2 separate regions of the Mus musculus genome follow, and region 2 is linked to region 1. A link is a loop called in an ENCODE intact Hi-C map of the cell type or tissue named here. Cell type or tissue: heart. All regions are shown on one strand.

Region 1 (8,000 bases):
CCCTGAGATGAAGCCTATTTGGTCATGATCTTTTTGATGTGTTCTTGGATTCGGTTAGCAAGAATTTTATTTAATATTTTTGCATAGATATTCAAAAGAGAAATTGGTCTGAATTTATCTTTTTTTGTTGGATCTTTGTGCAGCTTAGGTATCAGAGTAATTGTGGCTTCATGGAATGAATTGGGTAGAGTACTTTCTGTTTCTATTTTGTAGAATAGTTTGTGGAGAGTTGGAATTAGGTCTTCTTTGAAGGTCTTATAGAACTCTGCACTACCTATCTGGTCCTGGGCTTTTATTTTTTGGTTGGGAGACTATTGATGATTGCTTCTATTTCTTTAGGGGAAATGGGACTTTTTAGATAGTTTATCTGATCTTGATTTAACTTTGGTACCTGGTATCTGTCTAGGAAGTTGTTCATTTCATCCCAGTTTTCTAGTTTTGTTGCGTACAGCCTCTTATAGTAGGATCTGATGATGTTTTGGATTTACTCAGGTTATGTTGTTATGTCTCCTTTTTCATTTCTGATTTTGTTAATTAGGATACTGTCCCTGTGCCCACTAGTTAGTCTGGCTAAGGGTTCTTCTATCTTGTTGATTTTCTCAAAGAACCAGCTCCTGGTTTGGTTGATTTTTTTGAATAGTTTTTTTTTTTTTTTTGTTGTTGTTGTTGTTTCCACTTGGTTGATTTCAGCCCTGACTTTGATTATTTCCTGCTGTCTACTCCTCTTGGGTGAATTTGCTTCCTTTAGTTGTGGAGCTTCTAGGTGTGCTGTCAGTCTGCTAGTGTATGCTCTCTCTAGTTTCTTTTTGGAGTCACTCTGGGCAATGAGTTTTCCTCTTAGGACTGCCTGCATTGTGTCCCATAAGTTTCTGTATGTTGTGGTTTCATTTTCATTAAACTCTAAAAAGTCTTTAATTTCTTTCTTCTTTTAATCCTTGACCAAGTAATCATTGAGTAGAGTGTTGTTCAGTTTCCACGTGAATGTTGGCATTCTATTATTTATGTTGTTATTGAAGATCAGCCTTTGTCTGTGGTGGTCAGACAGAATGCATGGGATAATTTCAATATTTTGTATCTGTGGAGGCCTGTTTTGTGACCAATTATATGGTCAATTTTGGAGGATGTACCGTGTGGCGCTGAGAAGAAGGTATATCCTTTTGTTTTATGATAAAATGTTCTGTAGATATCTATTAAATCCATTTGTTCCATAACTTATGTTAGTGTCCATGTGTCTTTGTTTAGTTTCTGTTTCCAGGATCTGTCCATTGGTGAGAGTGGGGTATTGAAGTCTCCCACTAATATTGTGCTTTGAGCTTTACTAAAATTTCTTTAATGAATGTGGCTGCCCTTGCATTTGGAGCATAGATATTCATAATTCAGAGTTCATCGTGGTAGATTTTACCTTTGGGTATGAAGTGCTCCTCCTTGTCTTTTTTGATAACTTTTTTTGTTGGAAGTCAATTTTATTCCATTTTAGAATTGCTACTCCAGCTTGTTTCTTTGGAACATTTGCTTGGAAAATTCTTTTCCAGCCTTTTGCTCTGAGGTAGTGTCTGTTTTTTTTCCTGAGATGGGTTTCCTGTAAGCAGCAAAATGTTGGGATCTGTTTGTGTAGCCAGTCTATTAGTCTATGTCTTTTTATTGGGATATTGAGTCCATTGATATTAAGAGAAATTTTAAAAAAGCAATTGTTGCTTTCTGATAATTTTGTTATTAAAGTTGGGATTCTGTTCTTTTAGGTTTGTTGAAGGGTTACTTTCTTGCTTTTTCTTGGGTGTAGTTACTCTCCTTGTGTTGGTGTTTTCCCTTTATTATCCTTTGAAGGGGTGGATTCATGGAAAATTATTGTGTGAATTTGGTTTTATCATGGAATTCTTTGGTTTCTCCATCTATGGTAATTGAAAATTTTGCTCGGTATAGTAGCCTGGGCTGGCATTTGTGTTCTCTTAGGGTCTGTAAAACACCTGTCCAGGATCATCTGGCTTTCATAGTTTCTGGTGAGATGTCTGGTGTAATTCTAATAGGCCTGCCTTTATATGTTACTTGACCTTTTTCCTTTATTGCTTTCAATATTCTATCTTTATTTAGTGCATTTGTTGTTTTGATCATCATGTGTCGGGAGGAATTTCTTTTCTGGTCCAGTCTATTTGGAGTTCTATAGGCTTCTTGTATGTTCATGGACATCTCTTTTTTTAGGTTTGGGAAGTTTTCTACTAGAATTTTGTTGAAGATATTTGCTGGCCCTTTAAGGTGAAAATCTTCATTCTCATCTACTCCTAATATCTGTAGGTTTGGTCTTTTCATTGTGTCCTTGATTTCCTGGATGTTTTGAGATAGGATATTTTTGCATTTTGCATTTTCTTTGATTGTTATGCCCATGTTATCTATGGAATTTTATGCACCTGAGATTCTCTCTTCCATCTCCTGTATTCTTTTTCTTCGAAGGAAAGAGACATGTAGATGGATAACTGACATCCTGGTTAGCAGGTTCAGACATGAATGCTTCATAAGGCAAGTCCCCTGACACAGTTGAATACCCCAATCAATGGAAGCAGGATAAGTGTAAAACAAAGATGTGTTTTTAAGGAAATGTTCATCTATGGTTCCTGATTTCTTTCCTAGGGTTTCTATCTCCAGAGTTTTCTTACTTTGGGTTTTCTTTATTGTTTCTACTTCCTTTTTTAGGTCTTGGTTGGTTTTGTTCAATTCTATCACCTGTTTGGTTGTGTTTTCTTGTAGCTCTTTAAGGGATTTTTGTGTTTCCACTTTAAGGGCTTCTACGTCTTTAGCACTATTCTCCTGTATTTCTTTAAGTGAGTTATTAATGCCCTTCTTGACATCCTCTATCAGCATCATAAGATATTATTTTAAATCCGAGTCTTTCTTTTCTGGTGTGTTGGGGCATCCAGGACTGGTTGAGGTGGAAATGCTGGGTTCTGATGATGGTGAGAAGTCTTGGTTTCTGTTGGTAAGATTCTTACATTTGCCTTTCGCTATCTGGTAATCTCTGGAGTTAGTTGTTATAGTTGTCTCTGGTTGGAGCTTGTTCCTCCTGTGATTCTGTTAGCCTATGTCAGCAGTTCTGAGCGTCCAGCTCTCTCCCGAGTCTCATTAGTCAGAATACTTTCTGCAGGCAAGCTCTCCTCTTGCAGGGAAGGTTGACAGATATCTGGCGATTGGACCTGCCTCCAGGTTGAAGATGAAGGCCCCAAACAGGACCTGTCCGAGAAGATGTGTTTCCTCTGCAGTCTGCATGCTCACCTGCACCGACTGGTCTCTGAGGGATGTGGGACACAAGATTGCTCTCACCTGCTCTGGCGTTCAGAGCCCTCCCAGTTGGATACCTCTCCTCTGATGCAGAAGGTGCCCAGATGTCTGGAGCCTGAAATGGGGGCTGTTCCAGAAGCTGTGTTCCTTCTGTAGTCTGCTCTCTCACCTGCGCAGACTGATCTCTGAGGGACCTGGGACTCAAGATGGCTCCTACTGAGATAGTTTTACAGAAGCAGAATGTAGATAGAACAAGCTAGACACAGGTTAAGATAAAATGATCAAGAGACTGAGAAGGAGTCAGAAGATTATGAAAGATTGCTAGAGTTCATTGAATCCAATCAAAACAATTCAGAGGCTGAGAGAAGAGACAGTTTGATTAAGTCATCTGGGAGAGGAGTTTGAACCAGAGTAGCTGAGTTGAAACAGTGAGCTTGAATTAAAAAAGAATAAGAAAATGTGAGCTTATTCAGCAGCAACTGTCAGAGTCTTAAAATGTTTTAGGCCAATATTACATTGATCCTGAGGCTAGAAGCTTCCAGGACTTGGACTAGGTTAGCCAAGGTAGGAAGTAAGCCTCACAGAGAGTAATTAGAACAGGAGAGTGAGTTCTATCTACATTAATATTATTTAGTTTTCACATAATACTAGTAGAACATGTTAAGGTCTAGTTAAAATTTTAAGGCCTAGATGAAATGTTAAGGCCTAGGTAAGATGTTAAGTTCTAGGTAACTTTTACCTGCCTAGCCTGTCATTTTGTTCTGTTAGTAATATAAGAAAACTTTCTCACTGGTTGTATCTCCTTCTACTAGGAATCTTTCTCATGCTCAAGTTGATTACAAATTCTGTTCTATTCAGTGCCCTTGGAAACCAGTCATGATAGAATGCAGTAGAAGTAATTTGTGTAGCTACTCACAATAAGCTTGGATTTGATCCAACCACCCAGCAGCACTTCTGGCATCTGTGTATAATCTTTTATGGTATTTGCCTTTAAGAGCTGCCTCCCATCTATTTAATTAATACTTTCATTTTGAGTAGGGGCCAATATAGCCTGTTGTTGAGTAGGAATTTTCTGTCTGTGTTGGGGGCTGGTAAAAAGCCACAAGGGTGGGAGTGGAGGCAGAAGGTGATGGTTTGTGAGATACACAGGGGGAATGGACTGGAGGTAAGTGGGTAGGGATGGAGGGAGGGAGGGAGAGCTAAGCTCATGTTCTGTTGCAGAGCTTGGGGTGACTCTGAGACCTGGGCCTGGAGGAATAGAGAGTGGAGAAGGTCTGCAGGCTGCCTACCTGGTCTTCTGGCAGAAATGGTCTGTGGTTGAACAGGGAGAATTCATCTGAACTGGGGACTGGGATATATTGATGAATGGGAGAGGACAAGCTAGGGGTACTGTCTGTGGGATCTATAGCAAGTGTAGACAGTAGGGAGGAGAGGCTCCACCTAGTGTCCTGTTGCAGAGTTAGCAGTAATCTTGAGAATGGTGTCTGGGGGAAAGGAGAGCGGAAAAGTTCCATGGACACCCTGCTTGGTGTTCTGGCATATTGGCTTGTTGGATTTCTCACTTTCTTACAAGTACTCATTCTTTCCATTTTTCTTTTCTTTTCATAAATTCTTGTAATTATTTTATCACATTTTAGTTGTTTAATTATCTTTGTGTATGTTGCCCTCTCTGTCATGTGAGTTGTGGGAATTAAATTCAGGTCTGACATCTGGCTTGATGGCAAGTGAATTACCTTCTGAGTCATACTGCTACCCCTTAAAATTCTTTACTGAAGTATACTCATTGCAAACAAGCATCATCAAAGCAATATCTTTCAAGTATATCATAGGTTTTGACAATATCCAGTAACCTTCCAAAAAATTTCATCCCTTTCTGCTGTTTCCAGTACTAGGCATTATATACCTCTTGTATAATGGGCTTTAAGTTCAATCAGAGAGCTGTTGGTTACTGGCAAATATATGTGTTATTATTGCAGCCTTGGGGTTATCATGCATGCTGGACATTGCTCTGGTTCATAGACATTCATTTGGAAGCTTGTATGGTGCTTTCTTGTATTATGAAATCTAGTTCTCAAAGAGGGTATATATTCAGGTAATATCCAATTTGGGTCCTCTAGGTCCATGAACAAAATGCAATATGGCTTTACCTTCTTCTACCTCTGGGTGGCAACCAAAGGCAAAATAGCTAATGATAAAAAGAGAACATTTAATGCCTTTTAAAAATTGTCTATGGATCTTGAGGGATAATTATAAGCTTAAATCAGAAAATTTTATTTAAACTAATATGTATATCATATACATCACACAAACACACACACACACACACACACACACACACACACACACACACACAGAGAGAGAGAGAGAGAGAGAGAGAGAGAGAGAGAGAGAGAGAGAGAGAGAGAGAGAGAGAGGTTTTATAGGTAGATACTTAATCATGTCTTCTTAGGACTTTTCCAGACACCCTTTCTGTTATTTTAGTATCTGATCTCTTTCTATATTTCTCACTCTACACCTAGTTAAAATACATATTTTCCACCTTGAATCACTTATATTCTCCTACCTATTGTTTCCTTTTCCCATATTCCCATGTTATATTTGCATGCAAGCCTGAATAACAGAAAAGCACAAAGTATTACGTTATAGGTGGTGGTGAGCTGCTATGTGTTTTCTGGAATTTTAACTTAGGACCTCTAGAAGAGCAGCTAATGATCTTAGTGTTCTTAACCACTAAGCCATATCTCCAGATATCCCATTTTAACTTTATAGTTTCTTCAGTTACTCTAGGTTATAGACTTGAATGTGGATTTGGAACTAGGAGTTTCTGATGAGAGAATATGTACTGTTTGTTTTTCTGGGTGTGGGTTACCTCACATATTATGATCTTTACTTGTTCTTTCAATTACCTTCAAATATTATTTTTCTTTATAACTGAATAATATTTCATAGTGTATATGGGCAACATTATCCTCTTGTCTGATAAAGAATATTTAGGTTGTTTTCAAGGTACATAATGGGCATGTATCTGTGGAACAAGGGGTTGATAGAATCTTTTGTCCTTATGGAAGGATTGTAATAGTTGGGTCATATGATAGATTTATTTTATATTTTTATTTTGTTATCTACACTGATTTCCAGAGTGACTAGACTAGTTTGCAACCTTCCCACCAGTGGGTAAGGGTCCCCTTTTCCTCTTATCCTCTCCAGCATTTGAGAACAGATGTTTCATTGATCTTTGCCACTCTGAGTGGGGCAAGATGAAATCTCAAAGTTGTTTTGATTTACATTTCTCTAATTGCTAGGAATAAAGTTTAAAGATATCTCTTACCCATTTTTATCTCTAGTTTTGAGGACTCTTCAGATAATAAGCCAATTTTTGGAATGAGCTATTTGGGTTTGTTTGTTGTAATTATTTTTAAACTCTTTGTTTTGTTTGAGTGCTTTGTTTCGGATATTAATCCTGTTAGGCATTTACCTGGCAAATAGCTCTCTCCTTGTCTGTGGATTTCGTCTCATCCTGACTATGTTATCTTTAGCAATCTTGGAACATTTTAGTTTCCTGATGTTTCACTAGGTAATAGATGATTTTAACATTTGGGAAAATGAAATCCTATTCAGAAGTCCTTTCTAGTCATATACCACTTAGAGATCTGCCTTTGCTTTTCTCTAGAAGTTTCAGTTTTTGAGTTTTTCTTTGAATTTAGTTTTGTGGAAGATGAAACATATGGGCTTAACTTCATTCTTAAATATCCTCTCCCATTATTTCTCTTACACTCGCACAGAGAGAGAGAGAGAGAAAGAGAGAGAAAGAGAGAGAGACAGAGAGAGGCAGAGAGAGACAGAGAGAGGCAGAGAGAGACAGAGACAGAGAGGAAAAAGATGACAAAATTAGAGCTTTAAATGTGGGTCCAGTTAGATGAAAATCAATTTATGTTTCTCACTTCATTTCTTTAGAGATCTTGACTAAAATTTTGTTCACTTCACAAAGATGACATCTTGTAAACTCAGAAACTAAATAAATAAGCTGTAGGGAGGTAGGAGGGATCTAAAGTTGGGAGAGGAGAAACAATTAAAATATATTGAATAAATTGTATGAAATTATTTTAAAGAAATGGGGTGAAAGTTGTCCATGGTAGTCATGAAATCCCTGGGATGTGCTTGAGATGCTCTATGAATGGTTTTGCCAACCCCGACTACCCCTGAGACAAAGCAGGTGTCCTTTAGAGCATATGCTTTACTGAGCAACTTTGCATGTTGTATGAATAGCCAGTGGTTCCAGATGCTCAAATATATGTGAAGGCTCATTTTCACTGCCTTAAGAAGCCACCTCTAGACCAACTCTCAGAGATGAAGTCAGCTGTTCTCCTGATATAGGTGCTACTATTCTGGGTACCAGGTGAGTGGGCTCAGGGAAGTGTTAGGAACGTCTACTGAAGCCTACAGGACTCCAAATAGATTGGACCAGAAAAGAAATTCCTGCTATCATGTAATAGTCAAAACACTAAATGCACAAAACAAGGAAAGAATATTAAAAGCAGTATGGGGAAAAGGTCAAATAACATGTATCAGAATTACACCAGAGTTCTCAACAGAAACTATTAAAGCTAGAAGATCCTGGGCAGATCTCGTACAGAGCCTAAGAGAACACAAATGCCAGCCCAAACTACTATACCCAGCAAAACTCTCAATTACCATAGATGGAAAAAACAAGATATTTCATATTAAAACTAAAT
Region 2 (8,000 bases), 240 kb before region 1:
ATTTCTCTCTGCGGGAAAGAATCCATTTAGTCCACAGACTCACCTTTCTCATAGAGGCAGTCTTCTATTTTATCCATGTGAATTAAAGTCCTCGTGTCCCCTTCAAGTCCCTCCCCAAGAACCTGCACCTTACGTTGACCACTTTACAAAGGCTGAATCACCGATTAGAACCCTGACGCCATTATTGATGCTACGTTGTGCTTGCAGACAGGAGCCTGGATGACTGTCCTCTGAGAGGCTCTACCAGCCCTTGACTGAGACAGATATTTACTGCCAACCATTGAACTGAAGTCGGGGACCCCTATGGGAGAGTTAGGGGAAGGACTTAGGGGAAGGACTGAAGGAAAGGAAGGGATGGCAACTCTATAGGAAGATGAAGAGTGTCATCTAACCCAGACCCCTGAGAGCTCCCAGAGAGAAATCCAGCAACCAAAGAGCATATATGGGCTGGTCCGAGTCCCCCCCCCCCCCCCCGTCCTCCCCCGCACATATGTAGCAGACATATTTGTTTGGCTTCAGTGGGAGAGCATGAGCTAATCCTGTAAAGACTTGATGCCTGAGGGAAGCGGGATGACTGGGGTGGGGGTACCCTCTTAGAAGCTAAGGGGGTGTTGGGGAAGAAATCTGCAAAGGGAGGCTGGGGGCGGGGGCGGCAACATTTATGGATATAAAACAACAACAACAACAGCAGCAACAACAATAATGATAATAAAGAACTTCAGTGACTGTGGAGGGGTGGAATCTGTGCAGGCCCAGAGACAAGTTATCTTTAGCTCCCTCAAGTGGCCATTAACTGCTACTTGAGGCCATTTACTGCCGTCTGTGACCTATCATCTTTGTGACTGTTAGGTAAATCCTTTGGAATACAAGAACAGATCCCAACTCATCCTGACTTGAGTTGTTGGCCGAGCAGCATCCTCACGGCAAACACTGGGACCGTCAGATAGCATCCGAGGTCTGTAGCAGAGGTTCCCCACTTTGCTTTAACCTGCACTCCTGTGCCCATCAATAAATTTGAAAAGTACCTTGTAACCTCTTTTTTTTCTGTTACTGTAAAGCCTCTGAAAATTGTACCTTGTTGGCATTTAAGGTAACCAAAATCTAGGAATCTTGGAAGGGACAATGGTGGAGAGAAAGGAAAAACTGTTTAGGACAAATTTTGTAGGAAGTAGGAATGTAGTGCAGAAAAATGGGAAAGAGGAGAGGGGGGAGAGATGGCCATTCAAAGCTGCGTGAGGGTGCATGAAAAAGCCGTAAGGAAGAATACTACTTTGCAAGTGATTTAACGTACAATTAATAAAAAGGAGTTGGTGTGAGGTACCCTGCATGGGAGGATAAAGCTGCTCCCGGAAGCCATAGGTTATTAAATAAAAATCCTGGTGCCAGGGGTGAGATTCCATGCTATATGTTGGTCATTGAGGTCCTTAAGGTCCTTCAAACAATATAGGCAATTACCATAGCTAATTTCTAGATGCTAAGACCCTATTGCTGGATACACCATGCTCCTGGTTGTAGACCATGGAAAAGCCCAGATGGAGCCGATTGGAGGCTTCCTTTCAGCTGGGTGGATTTCACAGTGCCAGACGATGGTGCACAGTCTTCTGGGTGAAGGAGCTAGTCAGCAGTTGCATTTAGCTATAGACCCTGTGCCCTATTGGATCGACCCCACGGCAGGTAAGATATGCCCACTGGAGCAATAGTGGTATGGCTAGAATGGGGGTAACCAACCATTTTCTGATTGGGTTTGAGGTCCACTCCACAGTATTCATTCCTGCTACTGTAAACCTGGTTAAAGGCTTATGGGGGTGTGGTTAAAGGCCCTAGTGGGAAACTTACTGCTGTTGTTTCACTAAATGGACATGGTTTGTTTTTTGAATGGCCTTGTAAATATTGCTAGGTTGAAAACCTATAGATTAGTGTTGCTCAGACCCTCCTCCCTTGTGTGTGTGTGTGTGTGTGTTTTATGCAGAGACTTATAACGGGTCAAAGCGCTGAAAATAAGGGATGATTGAGTGCTCAGTCATCAATGGTTCGTTTATGTCATCACCATACAAGGTTCAGAGTACACTGCAGGAGAAGGGGTAGAAAGAACACAGAGTTGGTGGAAGGAAAGGGGCTTTGTGCACCATCCTTGGGAATCAGACATGGCTGTTGCACTCACGGACTCAGAGCAGCTTGATTACTTTCTCACAACCAGAAGATCTGGCCTGCCAATATTCCATCACGGGCAGGGCAGGGGCTTATGAGGCTCTTCTTTTCCTTTAAGATTTATAGTCAGTTAAGGACTTCTAATTAGGTTAATTGGGGCTTTTAAGGCCCCTACCCTTTTCTAAACAGCTTTTGGCTGTTAATAGTTGCTAGGGGAGGGAACAAAAGTTTCTTCAGTGATATACCCACTGCTAAGTTGATCATGCTTTGTTAAATAACCCCTAACCCGAGTTTATGTAAGTTACCTCAGCTAACGGGTTATCAAAAAGTGTGTGGGGTTGTGGGAAGGTGGCTTAGCGGCCAAGAACACTTGACGCTCCTGCAGAGGGCCTGAATTTGATTCCCAGCACCCACAGCAGGCAATTCACAACTGTTTGTAACTCCAGGTCCAGGCGATTGGACACATTCTCATGGTCCATAACAGACACACACACATACACATAAATAAAAATAAACCTTAAAAACGGACACAAAGTTAGCAGGGATGTAGTTAGAATGTGAGGGAGATAAGAGAAGGTAATCAGCCTTGAATATGATTAAAATATCTCATACACACATGTCAAAGAGATGTGTGTGGTGGTTGCCAAGGGTGGTTGGATGGTGGGATAAGTAAAACAGTCATATTAGGAGGCCCATTACTCATGGGATCACTGAGGCAGGAGCTATGCATTCTTAACCTATTGTTAAATCACTGTGAATGACAACTTTATTGTAGATGTGTTTCTTAATGTCAATTTTCCTGATAGCTTGGATGATTTGAATGGTAAATTAAGACTGCTTCATCCTATGGAGCTATGTATGGCCTTGAATGAAGGAATATCAGTCAAGAAGGCAGTCTGAAGGTGTGTGACTTCATTCTGAGTGTCTGAGGGACTGCTGTGATTGGGACAGGTGCAGCCCTTCATGCTTGGTGAGAATACTGTTCTTCATTGGTGTGATGTACTGCCACGTGCACACACACTGGACACACTCCCACTCTGGCTATATAAGTGCTCTGCTTGGTTCACTCTGCAAGTTAACCTGGAGATACCAGCTAGATGTTGCTCTCTGGTGTTGAAGCTGAAGCATTAAGTTGCAATAAAAGGCCCGGTCTTGCCTATTTTTGCGTTTTATCATTAGTAGAGTGAGTTGAGCTGGTAACATGAGGAAAGGAAGGAAGCAGGGACAATGAAGGCAATGTCAGTGGTGAAGGAAGTGTCCTTGGTGACATCGGCAGTGACATCAAAAGGCTGTGGTAGAGATGAGGAGGAGCAGAGGCAATAGAGACAGCTGCTGAAGACAAGAAACTTCTGGCCCTGGTACTGGGAGATTTCTAAGGAACTGTCAAAGGGCCAAGGTGTCAGACACCCCAGGCTACCAGCTCAACTCACTCTACTATATATGTGTGTATATATAGTACACACACACACACACACACACACACACACACACACACACACACACACTGTGCATGCATGTGAACACAGTGCTTGAGGAGGCCAGAAGAGATGTTCAGATCCTTGGAGATGAAATTACAGGCTGTTATATGTAACTGCATGTGAGCTGCCTGATATGGGTGCTAGGAACTGAACTTACATCCTCTGAAAAAGCAGGGCACATCTTAACCACTGAGCCACCTCTCCCTAGTCATCCTGTTGGATTTCAAAACCTGGAACAGTAGGCCTCTAGCTCTCAGGGCTTGGAGCTGTAAACTTCTGGGACTCCCTCCAAACCCAGGCTTTTGGAACTCCAAGGCCTGGGACTAGAGACCAAAGAGAGCTTTACTCCCTATCTTGGCAGGTCAGAACCACGGCAAGCCGTTTGATACCAGTAAAAGGTGGAAAATGTTAACTTGTAAAATTGAAGTTATTTATACAATTTGTTTGTGTCTCTGAATTGTAGAAACATTGTTTAGATATCAAAAATGAAAGCAATGAAAAGGAATCGATCTCACAGAGCCAATGAACAGCTCATTATCTGAGCATGGCAGGGGGCAGAAGCTGTGTCAACAGAGAAGCTGTGTCAGCAGATGGCAGTGCTGTATAAGCAGTGAGCCTACGGAGGCCCGATCATGGGTCACTGAGCTGGCCTGCAAACAAAGCCAGTGATCTGAATCTTGTCAGGTCTCCACCTCTATAATGGGATCAGACTGTTGTTTAAAAAAAAAATCTTTCCTCTCCAACTTTTTCGTGTGTGTGTGTGTGCACGGGAGATACACACACACACACACCAAACCCTCCCTCCCCTTGAGTAAGTATCTATGTAGATATATAGGTACATTACATGCTCCCTTCCTATCTGAACGTCTTTTTCTTCTCAGACTATTTCTAGTACATATGAATGGGTGTGGCACAGGAAACAGTGACAAGGAAATGATCTCACAGTGCCTCCAGTTTATCACCAGAGCAAGTCAGGGTGCTAATGCTGTATCAGCAGATGGCAGTGTTGTATAAGCGGCAAGTCTACAGAGGCCCAGTCATGGGTCACAGAACTGTCCTGCAAACAAAAGCAGAGATCTCAATTTGGCCAGGTCTCCACCCCCATAATGGGACCAGACTGTTGTTTTTAGAAGATCTGTCTTTCTCCTCTTCCCCTATCTCTCTGTCACACATTTATGAGCATTACCCCCTCCCCCACCCCACATATACACACGGTTTCCAACTATCAGAACATTGTGTTTTTTTTGACTTTTCAGACTTTATTTCTATTTTGTATGGATAGTTTCAGCACAGAGAAACAGCAGTAAAAGCCACAGTCAACAGGGCCAGTTATCAGGCTTTTACTTATATTGAAGATAAATAATCTTTAACAAATCAACAATAGGTGATGCTTCATTGATGATAAATTGCCTCATTAATGCAGCTGTATTGAATATAGGTTATCTGAAATAGATATTTTTTTTTGTTTTTTGTTTCTGTTTTTGTAGTTTTCTATGCTCCAAAGAAGGTTTATATAACAACAACAACAACAACAACATCATCATCATCATCATCAACAACAACAACAGCAACAACTACTACTACTCCAAAAACATATGCTAGAACTTTTCAAGAAAATGACCTTGAACTTTCCCACAGAGGAGGGGATGGTGGGTCTCTCCCAATTGTTTTACGATCTTTGATTATTGATCTTTTCCAGTTGAACACATCTTCTGGAGTCAGGGTTACTTCTCTTTTCACAGAACATCATGGGCTTCATCTACAGCATGGTTCTACCTCTTTAAAAGCAGGACACACTCCTCCAAACTTAAGCTCTTCAGGAGCTATAGATACAGTTGTTTTCTCTTTGCTCCTTCATAACATGATTTTTGGCATGTTTTACCTTTAAATAGCTCAATATTCATCTGTTTTAATGATCCTTTTCAAGAGAAAGATATTTCAATCACAGTTTTATTCACTTTATAACCACATTTTTCATTAGTTTCTGCTTTTATTCTTTTTTCCCCATTTTTTTATTAGGTATTTAGCTCATTTACATTTCCAATGCTATACCAAAAGTCCCCCATACCCACCCACCCCCCCCACTCCCCTACCCACCCACTCCCCCTTTTTGGCCCTGGCATTCCCCTGTACTGGGGCATATAAAGTTTGCAAGTCCAATGGGCCTCTCTTTCAAGTGATGGCCTATTAGGCCATCTTTTGATACATATGCAGCTAGAGACAAGAGCTCCGGGGTACTGGTTAGTTCATATTGTTGTTCCACCTGTAGGGTTGCAGTTCCCTTTAGTTCCTTGGGTGCTTTCTCTAGCTCCTCCATTGGGGGCCCTGTGATCCATTCAATAGCTGACTGTGAGCATCCACTTCTGTGTTTGCTAGGCCCTGGCATAGTCTCACAAGAGACAGCTATATCTGGGTCCTTTCAGCAAAATCTTGCTAGTGTATGCAATGGTGTCAGCGTTTGGAAGCTGATCATGGGATGGATCTCTGGATATGGCAATCACTAGATGGTCCATCCTTTCATCACACTTCCAAATTTTGTCTCTGTAACTCCTTCCATGGGTGTTTTGTTTTCTATTCTAAGAAGGGGCAAAGTGTCCACCCTTTGGTCTTTGTTCTCTTGAGTTTAATGTGTTTAGCAAATTGTATCTTATATCTTGGGTATCCTAAGTTTCTGGGCTAATATCCACTTATCAGTGAGTACATATTGTGAGAGTTCCTTTGTGATTGGGTTACCTCACTCAGGATGATGCCCTCCAGGTCCATCCATTTGCCTAGGAATTTCATAAATTCATCCTTTTTAATAGCTGAGTAGTACTCCATTGTGTAAATGTACCACATTTTCTGTATCCATGCCTCTGTTGAGGGGCATCTGGGTTCTTTCCAGCTTCTGGCTATTATAAATAAAGCTGCTATGAACATAGTGGAGCATGTGACCTTCTTACCGGTTGGGACATCTTCTGGATATATGCCCAGGAGAGGTATTGCTGGATCCTCCAGTAGTACTATGTCCAATTTTCTGAGGAACCGCCAGACTGATTTCCAGAGTGGTTGTACAAGCTTGCAATCCCACCAACAATGGAGGAGTGTTTCTCTTTCTCCACATCCTCGCCAGCATCTGCTGTTACCTGAACTTTTCATCTTAGCCATTCTGACTGGTGTGAGATGGAATCTCAGGGTTGTTTTGATTTGCATTTCCCTGATGATTAAGGATGTTGAACATTTTTTCAGGTGCTTCTCTGCCATTCGGTATTCCTCGGGCGAGAATTCTTTCTTCAGTTCTGAGCCTCTTTTTAATGGGGTTATTTGATTTTATGGAGTCCACCTTCTTGAGTTCTTTATATATATTGGATATAAGTCCCCTATCTGATTTGGGATAGGTAAAGATCCTTTTCCAATCTGTTGGTGGTTCTGCTTTTATTCTTTATGATGTTTTATTTGCTTTTCATAGGTTTGTCTTTCCATTTCTATGTCCTTAATTGAACAGTTGCTCTATCTATGTGCACACTTGTTTTCTGAATGCATGAATAAATAACACATAATCACTGGAATACTGATATTTACATTTGAATACTACCACACATTTTAAATGTGGTCACTTCATATATACACATATATAATATAAATAATTCTAATATAATTTCTTCTTTTCACCCGGTTTTAGTTAGAAAATTATCGTATAAACATCTTACATCTTTATCACTTGGTTTTTTTAAAGTAAATGCAATTTTATGAAATTATAGTCAAAGCTTATCCACTTATTTTCTCTTATGTCAAGATTATCTTTATTTATGTGTATGTGTATGCATGAATGCTACACATACATACAGATGCCCACAGAGGTCAGAAGAGGGCATCAGATTTCATGAAGCTGGAGTTACAGGTACTTGTGAGGTGCCCAGCAAGGGTGCTGTGAATAAAATTTGGGTCTTCTAGAAAAGCAGCAAGAACTCTTAACTGATAAGCTATCTCTCTAGGCCCTAGTTATTGTTTTTCATTCATAAGTTTATTTCTCTTATTTGTAGCTAATATAGTACTCATTCTCAAAACATACTTCAAATCTGCCAGGCAAAGATACTTTTCCTGTTTCCTGGTCATATATTCATATTTAGTCATATATAGTCATATATATTCATACTTAACCAACACTGTTAATTCCACTTTTAAATATACATTCTATGCTATGATGGCATTTTTCAGTCATTGACGGTGTTGAAGGAACTCACTCACCTCCATATTTCTGGATTTCTCCTAGAATTACAGCAGATTTTATCTTGTCTGGTGCTGTTTGAGTGGCTTGCTATAGACTCAGAGCCTTTGTTTTCTATTCACACTTTAGAGAGTAGACATCATATTCTTGACTATTCTTCCTGCCCA

What was found. Hi-C counts contacts between places; a loop is a spot of excess contacts. Peaks named below come from ENCODE experiments on the same cell type or tissue, not always from the same donor. Only the 100,000 strongest peaks of a DNase experiment are listed, where the experiment ranks them.
Region 2: a loop joins it to region 1, with 16 times the contacts of the local background. A loop is called at or near these places in 4 of 42 quality-filtered maps.

The regions. Positions count from the first base shown.
Region 1 is chr6:70,465,509-70,473,508 of GRCm38, reverse strand. It overlaps Igk. Among named protein-coding and RNA genes, the nearest start is that of Gm46962, 250 kb to the right of the region's middle. In heart, no CTCF peak of the experiment used is centred here; no DNase peak of the experiment used is centred here.
Region 2 is chr6:70,706,098-70,714,097 of GRCm38, reverse strand. It overlaps Gm46961 (a long non-coding RNA gene), which reads left to right. Exons shown (of 3, transcript XR_001785273.2): 3 at 850-1,019. It also overlaps Igk. Among named protein-coding and RNA genes, the nearest start is that of Gm46961, 8.8 kb to the left of the region's middle. In heart, CTCF peaks have their summits at 792 (motif pointing left) and 4,617 (motif pointing right); a DNase peak (open chromatin) is centred at 4,607; H3K4me3 peaks cover 347 bases.